Linked DNA regions of Homo sapiens: region 2 is linked to region 1. A link is an interaction called in ENCODE POLR2A ChIA-PET data of the cell type or tissue named here. Cell type or tissue: MCF 10A. All regions are shown on one strand. Each heading gives the region's core, and the rest is flanking DNA. Links, peaks and the distances in the headings are about the cores only. Region 1 holds the start of FZR1 (fizzy and cell division cycle 20 related 1). Region 2 has its middle 9.9 kb from the start of TLE6.

What was found. Peaks named below come from ENCODE experiments on the same cell type or tissue, not always from the same donor. Only the 100,000 strongest peaks of a DNase experiment are listed, where the experiment ranks them.
Region 2: POLR2A ChIA-PET joins it to region 1 with 8 read pairs; 5 of 35 experiments call an interaction of 5 or more read pairs at or near these places.

What each region holds. Positions count from the first base shown.
Region 1 is chr19:3,505,184-3,512,958 of GRCh38, forward strand. It overlaps FZR1 (fizzy and cell division cycle 20 related 1), which reads left to right and starts at 1,128. Exons shown (of 14, transcript NM_016263.4): 1 at 1,128-1,291. RefSeq lists enhancers at 503-552, 603-862, 1,673-1,882 and a silencer at 1,183-1,332. In MCF 10A, for the core only: no CTCF peak of the experiment used is centred there; a DNase peak (open chromatin) is centred at 4,608.
Region 2 is chr19:2,963,772-2,971,546 of GRCh38, forward strand. No RefSeq gene overlaps it. Among named protein-coding and RNA genes, the nearest start is that of TLE6, 9.9 kb to the right of the region's middle. In MCF 10A, for the core only: no CTCF peak of the experiment used is centred there; no DNase peak of the experiment used is centred there.

The DNA of each region.
Region 1 (7,775 bases), core at 3,233-5,732:
TTTTTTTTTTTTTTGAGACTGAGTCTTGCCCTGTTGCCTAGGCTGGAGTACAATGGTGCGATCTTGGCTCACTGCAACCTTTGCCTCCCGGGTTCAAGCAATTCTCCTGCCTCAGTCTCCCCAGTAGCTGGGATTACAGGCGCCTGCCACGATGCTTGGCTAATTTTTCGTATTTTTAGTAGAGACGGGGTTTCACTATGTTGGCCAGGCTGGTCTCGAACTCCTGACCTCAGGTGATCCACCCACCTCCACCTCCCAAAGTGCTGTGATTACAGGCGTGAGCCACCGCGCCCGGCCCATAATTTTTTTAAAAACCTGTTTTTTGTTTTTTTTTTCAAGACGTAGTGTTGCTCTGTCACCCTGGCTGAAGTGCAGTGGCGCAATCTCGGCTCATTGCAACCTCTGCCTCCTGGGTTCAAGGGATTCTTCTGCCTCAACCTCCCGAGTAGCTGGGATTAACTCCGTACCTCAGGTGATCCGCCCGCCTCGGCCTCCCAAAGTGCCGGGATTACAGGCTTGAGCCACCGCACCTGGCCTAAAAACCTGTTTTGTTCCCTGCTGTCTCACTGGGGCCTGGAGGAGCAGCACTTAGGAGCGCAATGCAGGTTTGTTGAATAAATTAATGACTCTCAGCAGTGACGTTTGTACGTTCGGGACACGCACCTGGTGTTGGGTCCCATCTGCGCTCATTAGGCGCGACGTCAATGCCGCACTGAGGTGTGCCTGGCTTCGATCTACCCTAGGAAGGGTCTGCCCTGGGGCGCCCCATTCCGCGACTGTCCCCAGTGGGAACCACGCCCTCCATCTACCAGAGCCATTTCTGCAACGTCTAGCACCCCGCGGGTCCTCTTCCGGCCGCGGTTGCCCTGGGCAACGCGTGGAGCCGCGCTTCCTGTATTGATTTGAATCGCGGGAGACGTCACGTCCTCCCGAGATGCCCAACGCGCGCAGGCGCAGCCACTCGGAGTGGGCAGGGCCTGGCTGGGTGTTGGGCAGGGCCTGGCGGTGTGTGGGGTAGGCGGGGGGCGTGGCCGCGATTAGCCGCGCGCGGCGTGGGGGCGTGGTCGGGTTGCGGGGGTGCGCGCGGCCGGCCGGGCGCGCGCGGCGGAGGGAGGGAGCCGGGAGGCAGCGGAGGAGCGACCGCCGCCATATTAGGGACCGCGGAGCCCGGGATCCCGTCAGCGGCGGCCGCGGCCGGGCCTGCGGGAGCTGCGGAGGCCGGAGGCGGGCGCTGTGCGGTGCCAGGAGAGGCGGGGTCGGCGGGAGCCAGCGAGCCACGGGAGCGAGCCAGGTGAGGCGGCCGGGGTCGGGGACCCGCCCCCCGGGCCCTAGGCGGCGGAGCTTGACTGCGACCCCCCAAAACCGGGACGGCGGGGCGGGCTGCGACCCCCACCCCAGCTCAGGCCCCTCCAGGAGCCCCCAGTCCCCTCGAATGCCGCCTCCCAGGCCGAACTAGGCCCGGGTGACCTCAGCATCCGCGTCTCCCGAGTTAACACCCAAATCCCAGCGTCCCCCCCACGTCGGGGCCTGCCGTGACCCCCACCCCGAGCCACCTGTAAGTCGTGACCTCCCCGCAGCCGCCGTCAGCGTCCACCATTCTTTTTAAAATAGGCTGAGCCCTGCACCCCCAACCAGGGGACCCCACTGCGCACCCCTAGAACAGCAGACCCCGCCTCCTAACCCGGGTGATTTCTCCCTGGCCTGTCATCCCCGGGACTTCCCAGTTCAGACCCTCCCAGCTTGGGTCCTGCCCACACGAAGCCGCCCCCCATCGCTGAGCCTGTGGTGTGCGATGGCTCGCCCAGGCCGCAACCAGCCCCTCGCCCCAGTAAAATGCAGTCCCAGCCCGGGACACCCGGAAACCTGTGTCTGTGGTCACTGTTGTGTCCACCAGTCCCCGCAGGCACGGGTTGAGTGCATGGATGTCCCCGTCTCACCTCATCTCGCTGATTTCTGCTCCCCCACCCTCCCAGCGTGCCCCCTACCAGCCCCCATTCCCCCGAAATCCAGCTCTCCCACCAAAGCCTCAGACGAGCTATCCGTGCACAAGCCCCTCCCTCCTCCGAACTGAACCTCCGTCCTGCGTCCTGCCCCGTGTCTTCTCCAAACGCAAGCCTGGCCATCTCGGATCCCCAGAATATGGAGTGTGCCCCCCATTCAGAGCCGTTTTACCCCTACTCAAACCTGTGACACCCCCTCCCCCTCTTCCACCGTCCAGACCTGTCTCCACCCCACGTCCTGAGACCCCCGATATGCAGATGTTCAGCCTAAATCTGTTTTGTCTTTTCCCCTGTTTTCTCCACCCCAAACTCATCCTCTGGTTCAGGGCGTCTCTCTGGTTCCGATTCCCCCGCCCCGCCCCAGTCTACCGGGCGATGACCTCATGCCTCTCCGTGGTGAGGCCCCCACCCCAACCTATGTGCTTTGAAGGAGGGTGATTTACCTAAGGGAAAACCATCCACCAAGGACACACACCACCAGCATGAGGGCAGCCTGCGGGGACTTTGAAGTGAAGGCGGAGTGGTCTCTCTCGGGGTGGGGGTGGGGATAGAAGCTGACGGCATCACCTAGGTTTGGTCCCCGGAGTGGATGTGTCGGGGGCCGTCTGTCATGCGGAATTCCGCGTGGGCCTCCTCCTGTGTCAGGGGCCCGTGTGTTTTGGCGACACCCGATTGTCATTTCCTTCGGAATCCCAAGTGGAGGCAGGTGTGCTGGCCACTGGCCGCTGCCCGGCGCCTTGAGCAGCGAGCGGAGTTGGGTTGCAGAGGGTTTTGCTAAGGGAGCAGACACTTACTCAAAGGCAAGCCCGGTGCTTTACTGGGGAGGGGTATCTTGGCAAGGTGGTACCCGCCAGTTTGCCCCTGTGACTTGCTTCCCAGGTCAAATTTCAGAACCTGTGCCCTGGCTGCAGGCAGTGGTGGGGGTAGGGGTTGGGGTGGGGCTTTGGGGTTTGGAGGAGGAGTTTCTAGAAACAGACAAGCCGGATTGGTCTTCAAGGTGGGGCTACATTGATTTTCTTTTTTTTTTTTTTTTTTTTTGAGATGGAGTTTCGCTCTGGGCTGAAGTCCAGTGGCGCGATCTCGGCTCACCGCAACCTCTGCCTCCCAGGTTCAAGTGATTCTCCTGCCTCAGCCTCCTGAGTAGCTGGGATTACAGGTGTGCGCACCACGCCCGGCTATTTTTGTATTTTAAGTAGAGACAGGTTTTCACCATGTTGGCCAGGCTGGTCTCCAACTCCTGACCTCAGGCGATCTGCCCGCCTCGAGGCCTCCCAAAGTGCTGTGATTACAGGCGTGCGCCACCGCGCTCGGCCTTACGTTGATTTTCAAACCACTTACTGTTTAATGGGGTTTCTGGTAGAGGGGTTTTGTAGACTGAGAACTTCTGGGTTTGGGAGTCCCAGAATGGAATTGGTTCTGAGGACCTTTTGCTTGGTGTCATTTAGAGGGGAGAGGATGGAAAGTCTGTGTGTGTAGGGCCGCTCCCGGGGACTCCAGGCAGAGGTGAAGATCCAGGGGCTTGGTCTTCTAGGAACTCAGCGCTGTCACTCCTTTCTCCTGGCGCAAAGCTCTCCACTGCCCAATTCTGTCCCCAGGGGACATTTGGCAGTATTTGAGCCAGGCATGCTGCTCAGTGCCCCCACTGTGCCCAGAACGGCCCAGTACAGAAAGCAGCCTGTCCCCAATGTCTGGACTGTGAGCCCCGTGAGGGCAGTGAGTGTGCCTGCCTGGTCCCCGCTCCGCCTCCGGCCTGCTCAGTGCCCTGGGCTGTGTGCTTGCCCACAGCGGGCCCCCTGTTGGCACTGCCACAGGGACCTGGGCACCTACCAGCAGGAAAGGGAGTGTTTGACCTCATCTCTCTTCTGCCCCCGACACCTCCCTGTGGTCACCAGTGACCTGCTCGTCAACTCCGCTTGTCACTGCCTTGCCCACATGTCACTGTTCTTCCCAGCCACTGGACTCAGCACAGAGCCAGAGCCCCTTCCTGGGCCACTTATGTTCTCGTCCAGGGACGTTCATGTCCCCAGTGGCCCCAGGTCCCTGTGTGCGTTGGCAGGTGACTGCCTTCCTCTGCCTCAGTGTCCTCATTCATGGATGGGATGAGGGGCACACAAGCAGCCTGCCTGGCCGCGCCTCATTCAGTCACTCAGCCGCCACTGACCACGAATGACACACCGCCCCCACAACGGTGAACACCCCCACTCTCTCTTGGCTTCCTACTCCGTCTGGTTCTTCCTTCAGGCTTCTTCACTGGCCCTTCTTTCTTTATTTAATTTTTGCTCGTAGTAGCTTTATTTGGATACACTTCTCCTGCCGCACGATTCACTGCTTTAGAGCGTGCAGTTCCCTGGTTTTTATATGTTCACAGGCTCGGGCCGCCATCACCTCTGCCCAATTCTGGAGCATTCTCATTCCCTCAGGAAGAAACCAGCCTTGACCCCATCAGCCGCCACCACCTGTCTCCCCTGCCTCTGTGGCTGGGCCTGTCCCGGACATTTCATAGAAATGGAATCCCACATTGTGTGGCCTTTTGTGTCTGGCATCTCTCACTGAGTGTGATGTCCTCAAGGTGCGTCTAGGCTGTGGCCTGAGTCAGAGCCCTGCTCTTTGTCGTGGCTGAGTCATGTTCCGTGATGTGGAGGCACCGGGTTTTGTGCGTCTCCTTATTCAGTGGACGTTGGTGCTGTTTCCAGTGTCTGCCTGTTGTGAGTTGAGCTGCTGCGAAGAGGCAGGCGCTGGTGGTTGTGTGGCGACCGTCCTTGTTGCTCTGTGACTGAGGCGCTGGTGCCTCCACTCGCCGGCTGATCGTGTCTGATGGTGTCAACCCCATGCAACCACCGTGAGCCCAGCTCTAGAGACCTGCCTTCCAACCTTTCCACCTTGTCCTCCTGCCCCCAGCATGTCCCTTCCACCCCAGCCTTCCCAAATTGCTGCACGGTTCTGATTTTTTTCTTTTTTCTTTTTCCTTTTTGAGATGGAGTCTCACTTTGTTACCTAGGCTGGAGTGCAGTGGCGCAATCACAACTCACTGCAGCCTCGACCTTCCAGCCTCAGGTAATCTGCCCACCTCAGTCTCCCGAGTAGCTGGGACTCCAGGCGCGCCACCATACCTGGCTAATGTTTGTATTTTCTGTAGAGACGGGGTTTTACCATGTTGCTCAGGCTGGCCTTGAAGTCCTGGGCTCAAGTGATCCTCCTGCCCTGGCCTCCCAAAGCTCTGGGATTACTGGCGGAGCCAGCATGCCCGGCCACACTGCTGGGTTCTGGAGAGCGGCAGGCCGTTCAGATTCCTGTGCTGTTTTGCACACATTCCCTTCTGTTGTGAATCTTCCTCTCTCCCAGATCAGATTTGGCCTGGGAACCTCTATATTCTCATCCCCACCAGCCTGCAGGCCACTGGGTCGGTGGTGGAAGGATGATGGGAGCAGAGAGAGGGTGGGCAGTGGGCATCTGTCTGCTTTCACCGGAGGGCTGAGGAGTGTGGGAGGCCAGTGCTGGTCTGTTTGCCCTGGAGAGCAACTCTTCCACTTAAGGATCCCCCTCAGGATCCCCCTCATCCATGCATTCCCCACCTGGGTGACTCCGCCCCCACAGGCACTGGGCAACACCTCGGGACATCTGTGCATTGTCACAACTGGGGGGCGCTCCTGGCATGGAGTGAGTGGAGGCCAGTGATGCTGCTCAGCGCCCCGCAGAGCCCAGGACTCCCCGCCATAGACAGCGTTCCGGCCCAAATGTCCGCAGCGCTGAGGTTGGGGCCCTCGCCATGAACTCCCCGGACTGGGTTTCTATTGCTACCGCCTCACCTCGCCTGGGACCCGTGGGTGGGAGCTGCATGACACAGACAGAGATGCAGAGATGTGCGGGCCTCGGGAACCTGATGGCGCTCCATCCGATCCTGAGAGACCACAGGCGTGGTGCCACGCTGCCTTCCTCCTCACGTGGGGCACTGCAGCCTTTTGTGCTGCCGCAGACCCAGGTGTCTTTTAGGTCTGAAGGTGTCATCAAGTCAGACAGGGCTGTGGGTACTCGGTGGTACCAGGAGGCTGGAGATGAGCAACCTCGGGTCTTTTATCTGCAGGCACCATTTGGAAGTGTGGAGAGCAGTTCTCACGGGAGTGGGCTGGAGGTGGGAGCTGCCCCCCACACAGGGAAGAGGGTGAGAGCTGCTGGCCGAGTAGACCCTGGGGATGCTTCTCATCCACTCTAGACTGCTATTCACTCTAGACTGCCTGCCGGCTGGGTACAGAGGCTCACGCCTGGAATCGCAGCACTTTGGGAGGCCTCAGCAGGAGGATTGCTTGAGCCCAGGAGTTTGAAACCAGCCCGGGCAACATAGGGAGACCCTGACCCCCATCTCTATATTTTAAAAACAAGAAGAGAAAAATAGGCTGCACACCCAGTGGGGGCAGCAGCTTGGCTCTGCTTTGCGGCGCCTGGGTCAGCACCTAGAACCCACATGGCACATGGCTGGTTGGTGGGGAGGCGTCGGCTGGCAGGTGGCGGCGTGAGTAAATGAATGAATGACGTGCACGGGGTGTATTCCCGGGGCCCAGGCACCGGCCTCCAACAGTAACTCGCCTCGCCATGGCTCACACGGGCACCCTGGAAGGCACGCTGTCCCCTGCCAAGGGTCTGGGCCCCACCCTTTTTTACTTGGCTACTCTTGGCTGTGTCTTTGCGTTTGTAGAGGTCAGAGGCCGCCAGCTCAGCTTGTTCTTCTGCAGGTGGGGGTTGCTCCCTGCAGAGATCTCTGTGCCTCAGTGGTCTCTCCGCTAGGCCCCGGCTCTGGTTCTGGTCCAGAGTCCACCTCTCCCCTGTGTCAGTCCACCCCTGCAACCACGGCCACCTGCCCCGGGAGCCCCATTTCTCTGACGTCCTCCCTCCTCTCTGAGACTGATGGGGGCAGCATGGGAGGAGATAAGTGTCATGGTCTGTGGACAGGAGGTCACTGGGGCAGCATCCTGGCTGCCAAGGCACCGCCATGCCCAAGGACGAAGGAGCAGGGAGCAGTCTGGGGACCTGCGTACCCCTGTCATGAGTCCCGGGCCCAGCCAGCATCCACTGAGCACCTCTGGGGCCGTGTGTGCACCTGTCATGAGTCCTGGGCCCAGCCAGCTCTCACCAAGCATCTTCTCTGGGTCATGCCGGGTGCCTGCTGCCTCGTAGACCTCATGCCTGATTTCACAGCTTCCTAGGCAGGCAGTGTTGTCCCTGCTTAACTGATGAAGAAACTGATGTCCCAAGAGGTGAAGCTGCCCAAAGCTTCGTGGCCAGGAAGGGTTGAAGCTGGGACTCAGCCTGGGCTGATCCCGTCGAAAGCCCACACTCTTTCTGATGGACCCTGCTAGAACCTTTTCATGGGACTTGGTTTACTTTCATGGGAGGGCACAAGGAGGGTTAGCGATAAGGGTGTCTGGGTGCTTCGCCCGCCTTGGGTCCCTGGAGCTGCAGGGCTGAGGGCCGCGTGTGCTGGGTGGGGTGGTGCTGGTGGGGGGCTCACGTGCTCTGACAAGGCCATCTATGCAGCTGGCACGGCTGCCCCCTTAATCACATCATGACACCGAGGACATCCAAATGTGACCCGAGAGAGCCATCTAGAGTCCTCCTCTGAGGAGTGGCTGGGAATGAGATTAGTGGGATGAGGTGACGCTTGTGAAGCCGTGCTTCATAAATGACACTCCTGGGCGCAGGGCAGGAGGCAAACCTCCCCAGAAACTCCCAGATCCAGTGAGAGCAGACAGCGGATAGCTGGGTGACCCCCCATTTTTTTGT
Region 2 (7,775 bases), core at 1,753-4,252, 540 kb before region 1:
CCAGCTTGGGCGACAGAGCGAGACTCCATCTTAAAAAAAAAAAAAAGTTCTCCCCACTCAGTCATCTCCTTCTAGCAATAATTTACAGAGCCCGTCCAGGACAGACAAGGAAGAATGAAACAAACAAGAAAATATCACAGGGTGGTGGGACGATTAGGAAAACTCGGGAAAGATGGAGTGATTTAAATCAGAGAAGTGTCTGCTGGGTGCGATGGTTCACACCTGTAATCCCAGCACTTTGGGAGGCTGAGGCAGGGGGATCACCTGAGGTCAGGAGTTTGAGACCAGCCTGGCCAACATGGCAAAACCCCATCTCTACTAAAAAAAAAAGTAGACTGGGCGTGATGGCTCATGCCTGTAATCCCAGCACTTAGGGAGGCCGAGGCAGGCGGATCATGAGGTCAGGAGATCGAGACCATCCTGGCTAACACGGTGAAACCCCGTCTCTACTAAAAATACAAAAAAAAAAAAAAATTAGCCGGGCATGGTGGCAGGTGCCTGTAGTCCCAGCTACTTGGGAGGCTGAGGCAGGAGAATGGCGTGAATCCAGGAGGCGGAGCTTGCAGTGAGCCGAGATTGCGCCACTGCACTCCAGCCTGGGCGACAGAGCGAGACTCCATCTCAAAAACAAAACTAAACAAAACAAAAATTAGCTGGGCATGATAGTGCGCCCCTGTAATCTCAGCTACTCAGGAGGCTGAGGCAGGATAATCACTTGAACCCAGGAGGCAGAGGTTGCAGTGAGCCAAGATCACACCACTGCGCTCCAGCCTGGGCAAAAGAGAGAGACCCTGGGTCTCAAAATAAATAAATAAATAAATAAATAAATACAATAAGAGAAACATCACTGAGAAGAGATTTGTTAATTGAATTCTGGATGACAGAGGGTGTTCGATTGAAGAGGGGATAAAGAAAGACTCAAACACCCAGGAGTTCGAGACCAGCTTGTGCAATATAGGGAGACCCTGTCTCTGCAAAAACAAACAAAAATTACCTGGGCGTGGTGGCAGGGGACTGTAGTTCCAGTTACGCAGGAGGCTGAGGCCAGAGGATCGCTCGGGCCTGGAAGTTTGAGGCTGCAGTTAGCTGTGATCACCCTACTGCACTTAGCCTGTGAGTCTCAGTCCCTGTCTCAAAAAAAAAAAAAAAAATAGAGGCTTGAACATGAATAATTATTCATCAGTGACCCTATGTTGAACCAACAAAGCTGCCCCCTGATTCTGGACCATCAGAAACTGTGAGATAATAAATGTTGATTGTTTCAACAATTCGTGTAAATGGCCCAGCAAGTTTAGGGGCAATTTGTTACACAGCAATAGCTAACTAATGTCTCTGGATTTCTTTTGAGAGGAAAGCCAGGTCCAGGAGATTCAAAACCCACTTCTTTTTTTTTTTTTTTTTTTTTTGAGGTGGAGTCTCACTCTGTCACCCGGGCTGGAGTACAGTGGTGGGAGCTCGGCTCACTGCAGCCTCCGCCTCCCGGGTTCAAGTGATTCTCCTGCCTCAGCCTCCCGAGTAGGTGGGATTACAAGTGCGCGCCACTACACCCAGCTAGTTTTTTCATTTTTAGTAGAGACGAGGTTCCATCATGTTGACTCAGCTGGTCTTGAAATCCTGACCTCAGGTGATCCGCCCACCTCGGCCTCCCAAAGTGCTGGGATTACAGGCGTGAGCCACCGTGCCTGGCCCTCAAAACCCACTTTTGGAGTGGATGTGGATGCCCCTTCCTCCAAGCTTGGGTTCATGAGGAGGTCCAGTCTAATGCCACTACCTGAGCAGATCCTAACTGGATCTCTCTATGATGGCGTAAGGGTTATGGGAATACCTCCTGGAGCAAGACTGCCTGGGATAAAATCCTAGTTTACTTAGCAACTGTGTGGTCCTAAGTAGGTCACTTAGCTTCTCTGGGACTTAATTTCCTCCTATGTAAAATGGGATTTAGTGGTTGATGAAAACATTGAGTTGTTATAGTTACTCATATGAAAGTCGTCAGAATCAGGCTGGGTGCGGTGGCTCACACCTGTCATCCCAGCACTTTGGGAGGTCGAGGCGGGTGGATCATGAGGTCAAGAGATCGAGACCATCCTAACACGGTGAAACCCGTCTCTATTAAAAATACAAAAATTAGCCAGGTGTGGTGAAGTGCACCCGTAGTCCCAGCTACTTGCGAGGCTGAGGCAGGAGAATCGCTTGAACCCGGCAGGCGGAGGTTGCAGTGAGCCGAGATCATGCCATTGCACTCCAGCCTGGAAGACAGAGCGAGACTCCGTATGAAAGAAAAAAAAAAAAAAGAAAGTTGTCAGAATCAAAATGGAGTGACTTGTGTTAAAAAAAAAAAAAAAAAAAAAAAAAAAGGCCGGGCGCGGTGGCTCACGCCTGTAATCTCAACACATTGGGAGGCCGAGGCAGGCGGATCACAAGGTCAGGAGATCAAGACCATCCTGGCTAACACGGTGAAACCCCATCTCTACTAAAAATACAAAAAATTAGCCGGGCGTGGCAGCGGGCACCTGTTGTCCCAGCTACTGGGGGGCTGAGGCAGGAGAATGGTGTGAACCCGGGAGGCGGAGCTTGCAGTGAGCCGAGATTGTGCCACTGCATTCCAGCTGGGGCGACGAAACGAGACTCCGTCTCAAAAAAAAAAAAAAAAAGTGACGCCAGGTGCAGTGGCTCATGCCTGTAATCCTAGCACTTCGGGCGGCAGAGATTGGCAGATTGCCTGAGCTCAGGAGTTCAAGACCAGCCTGGGCAACATGGTGAAATCCAGTCTCTACTAAACTACAAAAAAAATCAGCTGGGCGTGGTGACGGGTGTCTATAATTCCAGCTACACAGGAGACTGAGGCATGAGAATTACTTGAACCCAGGAGGCAGAGGTTGCAGTGATCCGAGATCGCGCCACTGTACTCCAGCCCGGGTGACAAGGTGAAACTCTGTCTAAAAACAAAAAAACAACAACAACAGCAAAGTGACAAATAGAGCCAGGGACAGCTTTGAATAGTGCGTTCTCATGCATGGATGCCTGATAACAAGAAAATATCACAAAAGACTGCATGCCGGGCACGGGGCTCACACCTGTAATCCCAGCACTTTGGGAGGCCGAGACAGGAGGATCACTTGAGCCTAGGAGTTTGAGGCCAGCCGGAGCAACACAGCCAGACTCTGCCTCTACAAAACAATAAAAAATAAAAAATAGCCAGGCGTGGTGGCACATGCCTGTAGTCCCAGCTACTCAGAAGGCTAAGGTGGGAGGATGACTTAAGCCTCGTAGGTTGAGGCAACAGTGAGCCATGATGGGGCCACTGCACTCCAACCTGAGCAATAGCATGAGACCCTGTCTCAAAAAAATAAAAGAAAAAAATAAAAGGCTGCAAACCCCAAAAATTTGCATCAAACTTCCTTTTTTCTTTTTGTTTTTTGAGATGGAGTCTCGCTCTGTCACCCAGGCTAGAGTGCAGTGGCGCAATCTTGGCTCACTGCAAGCTCCGTCTGCCACTCTCCTGCCTCAGCCTCCCGAGTAGCTGGGACTACAGGCACCCGCCACCATGCCGGCTGATTTTTTTTTTTTTTTTGGAGATGGAGTCTCGCTCTGTTGCCCAGGCTGGAGTGCAGTGGCAGGATCTCGGCTCACTGCAAGCTCTGCCTCCTGGGTTCACGCCATTCTCCTGCCTCAGCCTCCTGAGTAGTTGGGACTACAGGCGCCCACCACCACGCCCGGCTAATTTTTTTTGTATTTTTAGTAGAGACAGGGTTTCACCGTGTTAGCCAGGATGGTCTCGATCTCCTGACCTCGTGATCCGCCCACCTCGGCCTCCCAAAGTGCTGTGATTAAAGGTGTGAGCCACCGCGCCCAGCCCTGATTTTTTAAATTTTTAGTAGAGACGGGGTTTCACTGTGTTAGCCAGGATGGTCTGGATCTCCTGACCTCGTGATCCGCCTGCCTCAGCCTCTCAAAGTGCTGGGATTACAGGCGTAAACCACCACGCCTGGCCGCATCAAACTTCCCGTCACAACCTTATTCTACAGGACATCTTTTCAACAAGACCAGCTTTATCCTTGTTTTTTGTTTGTTTGTTTGTTTGAGACAGGGTCTCACTCTGTCGTCCAGGCTGGAGTGCAGTGGTGTGATCTCAGCTCACTGCAACCTCCGCCTCCTGGGTTCAAGTGATTCTTGTGCTTCAGCCTCCCAAGTAGCTAGGATTACAGGCAGGCGCCAGCATGCCCGGTTAATTTTTGTATTTTTAGCAGAGATGGGGTTTCTCCATGTTGGCCAGGCTGATCTTGAACTCCTGGCCTCAGGTGATCTGCCCACCTCAACCTCCCAAAGTGCTGGGATTACACGCGTCAGCCACCGTGCCTGGCCTACCGTTGTTATTGATCCTTGTAGCGAAGGATAATTACCTCAAAATAGTTACGTCATCTTCCTCAATTCTCCTTTAGAAATCTTTGTCTTCTATTACCTCCCTCAGTATGTGCATAGCTTACTTACTATAGCACTGCAAAGCCCTATTTCCAAATAAATATCCTTTTGTTTTAGAGAGCTTCTCCTTGTTTGTTATTTAGGTTGACAGTTTCTTTTTTGAGCCTTGTAGTGGGTAGAACTTTGTCCCCCAAAAATATCTGTTGAAGTCCAAAAGCCCCCTCCATCCCCTGTACCTGGGAATGCGACCTTATTTGGAAATAGGGTCATTGCAGATATGATTAGTTATGGCCGAATGCAGTGGCTCACTCCTGTACTCCCAGCACTTTGGGAGGCCAAGGTGGGTGGATCACGTGAGGCCAGGAGCTTGAGACCAGACTGGGCAACACGCCAACACTCCCCTCGGCAAAAAAATACAAAAATTAGACGGGCATGGTGGCACACACCTGGAGTCCCAGCACTTTGGGAGGCCAACGCAGGCAGACCACAAGGGCAACAGATGGAGACCATCCTGGCCAACAGAGTGAAACCCCATCTCTACTAAAAATACAAAAATTAGTTGGGCGTGGTGGTGGCGGGCGCCTGTAGTCCCAGCTACTGGGGAGGTTGAGGCAGGAGAATCGCTTGAACCTGGGAGGCGGAGGTTGCAGCGAGCCGAGATCACATCGCTGCACTCCAGCCTGGCGACAGAGCAAGACTCCGAGTCAAAAAAAAAAAAAAGATTAGTTAAGATGAGGTCACATTGGATTAAGACAGCTTCTAAATCTGTTGTTTTTTTGTTGTTGTTGTTGTTGTTTTTTGTTTTTTTTGAGACAGGGTCTCACTCCCTCACCCAGGCTGGAGTGCAGTGGCGCCACCTCGGCTCACTGCAACCTCCGCCTCCCGGGTTCAAGCGATTCTCAAGGCAGCTCCTAAATCTAATAATTGGCGTTCTTATCAGGAGAGGGAAATTTGGACACAGACACAGAGACAAACAGGGAAGAAAGCCAAGCAGTGATGGAAGCAGAAATTGGAGTGAAGCCAAGTCACACCAAAGCCTGCTGGCCGCCACCAGAAACTGGAAGAGGCAGGGAGGACCCTCCCCTGGAGCCTTCAGAGGGAGCACAGTGGCCCTCCCCACACCTCGATTCTGGCCTCCGTCACTGTGCGAAAATACATTTCTGTTGTCTGAAGCCACCTGGTTTGCAGTCATCTGTTACAGCAGCTACAGAAAACAAATATCAGCTTCTTTCTACCAGGTGGCAGGAGGCAAACCTCATCAATCCTAGCCACTTCCACAAACTCACTCTTCCTGTGACAGGGGGTTGGTGTGGAGCCTGAGGGTGGGGGTGAAGCTGTCCTCACAGGGTTAACAAGAATTCTGTACAGATTGGCCGGGAGCGGTGGCTCACGCCTGTAATCCCAGCACTTTGGGAGGCCGAGGCGGGTGGATCACAAGGTCAGGAGTTCGAGACCAGCCTGGCCAAGATGGTGAAACCCCGTTTCTACTAAAAATAAAAAAAAATTAGCCAGGCGTGGTGGCAGGCGCCTGTAGTCCCAGCTACTTAGGAGGCTGAGGCAGGAGAATTCCTTGAACCTGGGAGGTGGAGGTTGCAGTGAGCCGAGATTGTGCCAATGCACTCTAGCCTGGGTGACAGAGCGAGACTCCATCTCAAAAAAAAAAAAAAAAAAAGAATTATGTACAGACATATAGTTATAATTAAGCATTAGGCTGGGCCTGGTGGCTCACGCCTGTAATCTTAGCACTTTGGGAGGCCGAGGCAGGTGGATCACCTGAGGTCAGGAGTTCGAGACCACCCTGACCAACATGGTGAAACCCTGTCTTTACTAAAAGGACAAAAAATTAGCCGGGCGTGGTGGCGGGCGCCTGTAATCCCAGCTACTAGGGAGGCTGATGCAGGAGAATTGCTTGAACCCGGGAGGTGGAGGTTGCAGTGAGTCGAGACTGCACCACTGCACTCCAGCCTGGGCAAAAAGAGCGAAACTCCATCTCAAAAAATAAAAAATTAAAATTAAAATGAAGCATTAATCTGGCTGCACTCTGACCTGCTTCCTTGTAACAGAAAAGCACATTGCACTAGACACTGACCATTTGCACCACATAGATACCATCTCTGACGTTAGAAGCAAAATACTTCTGTTTAAGAATTGCTTAAGCAGGCCAGGCTCATTCCTGTAATGCCAACAATTTGGGAGGCCCTGGCAGGAGGATTGCTTGAGCCCAGCTGTATAAGACTGGCTTGGGCAACATAGCCAGACCTCATCTCTACAGAAAATTTAAAAATTAGCCAGGCATGGTGGTGTACGCCTGTAGTCCCAGCTACTCAAAAGGCTGAGGTGGGAGGATCGCTTGAACCCAGGAGGTCACAGCTGAGTGAGCTATGATTGCACCACTGCACTCCAACCAGAGCAATAGAGCAAGACTCCATCTCTAAAAAAACAAGAACAGGGCCAGGCATGGTGGCCTGCGGCTGTAATCCTAGCATTCTGGGAGGCCGAGGTGGGTGGATCGGATCACCTGAGGTCAGGAGCTGGAGACCAGCCTGCCCAACATGGGAAAACCCCGTCCCTACTTAAAATACAAAAATTAGCTGGGCGTGGTGGCGGGCACCTGCAATCCCAGCTACTTGAGAGGCTGAAACAGGAGAGTCGCTTGAAACCGGGAGACAAAAGGTTGCAGTAAGCCGAGATGGCGCCACTGCACTCCAGCCTGGGTGACAGAGCGAGACTCCGTCTCAAAAAAAAAAAAAAAAAAAAAAAGCCAGGGATGGTGGCTCACGCCTGTAATCCCAGCACTTTGGGAAGCTGAGGCAGACAGATCACCTGAGGTCAGGAGTTCGAGACCAGCCTGGCCAACATGGTGAGACTCCCCCCCACCAACTAAAAATACAAAAATTAGCCGGGCATGGTGGCAAGTGCCTATAATCCCAGCTACTCGGGAGGCTGAGGCAGGAGAATTGCTTGAACCTGGGAGGCAGAGGTTGCAGTGAGATGAGATCATGCCGCTACACTCCAGCCTGGGGGACAGAATGAAACTCTGTCTGAAACATACAAACGAACAAAAAAAGTTTTGGAGTGTGGCGCCTGTTGACTGGTTGAAGAGTGCAGGGTGAAGTTCTGGGACGGGGGAGGGAGAAGCTATGTTCTCATGCTCATCCTGCTCCTCTCTGGGGGCCTTCACACTAGCTGGTGTCAGCTGTTCTGCTGGAATTCAGGATCTACTCAAGCAATTCTCTTTTTTCTTTCTTTCTTTCCCAGGCTGGAGTGCAGTGGCACAATCTTGGCTCACTGCAACCCCTGCCTCCCGGGTTCAAGAGATTCTCCTGCCTCAGGCTCCTGAGTAGCTGGGATTACAG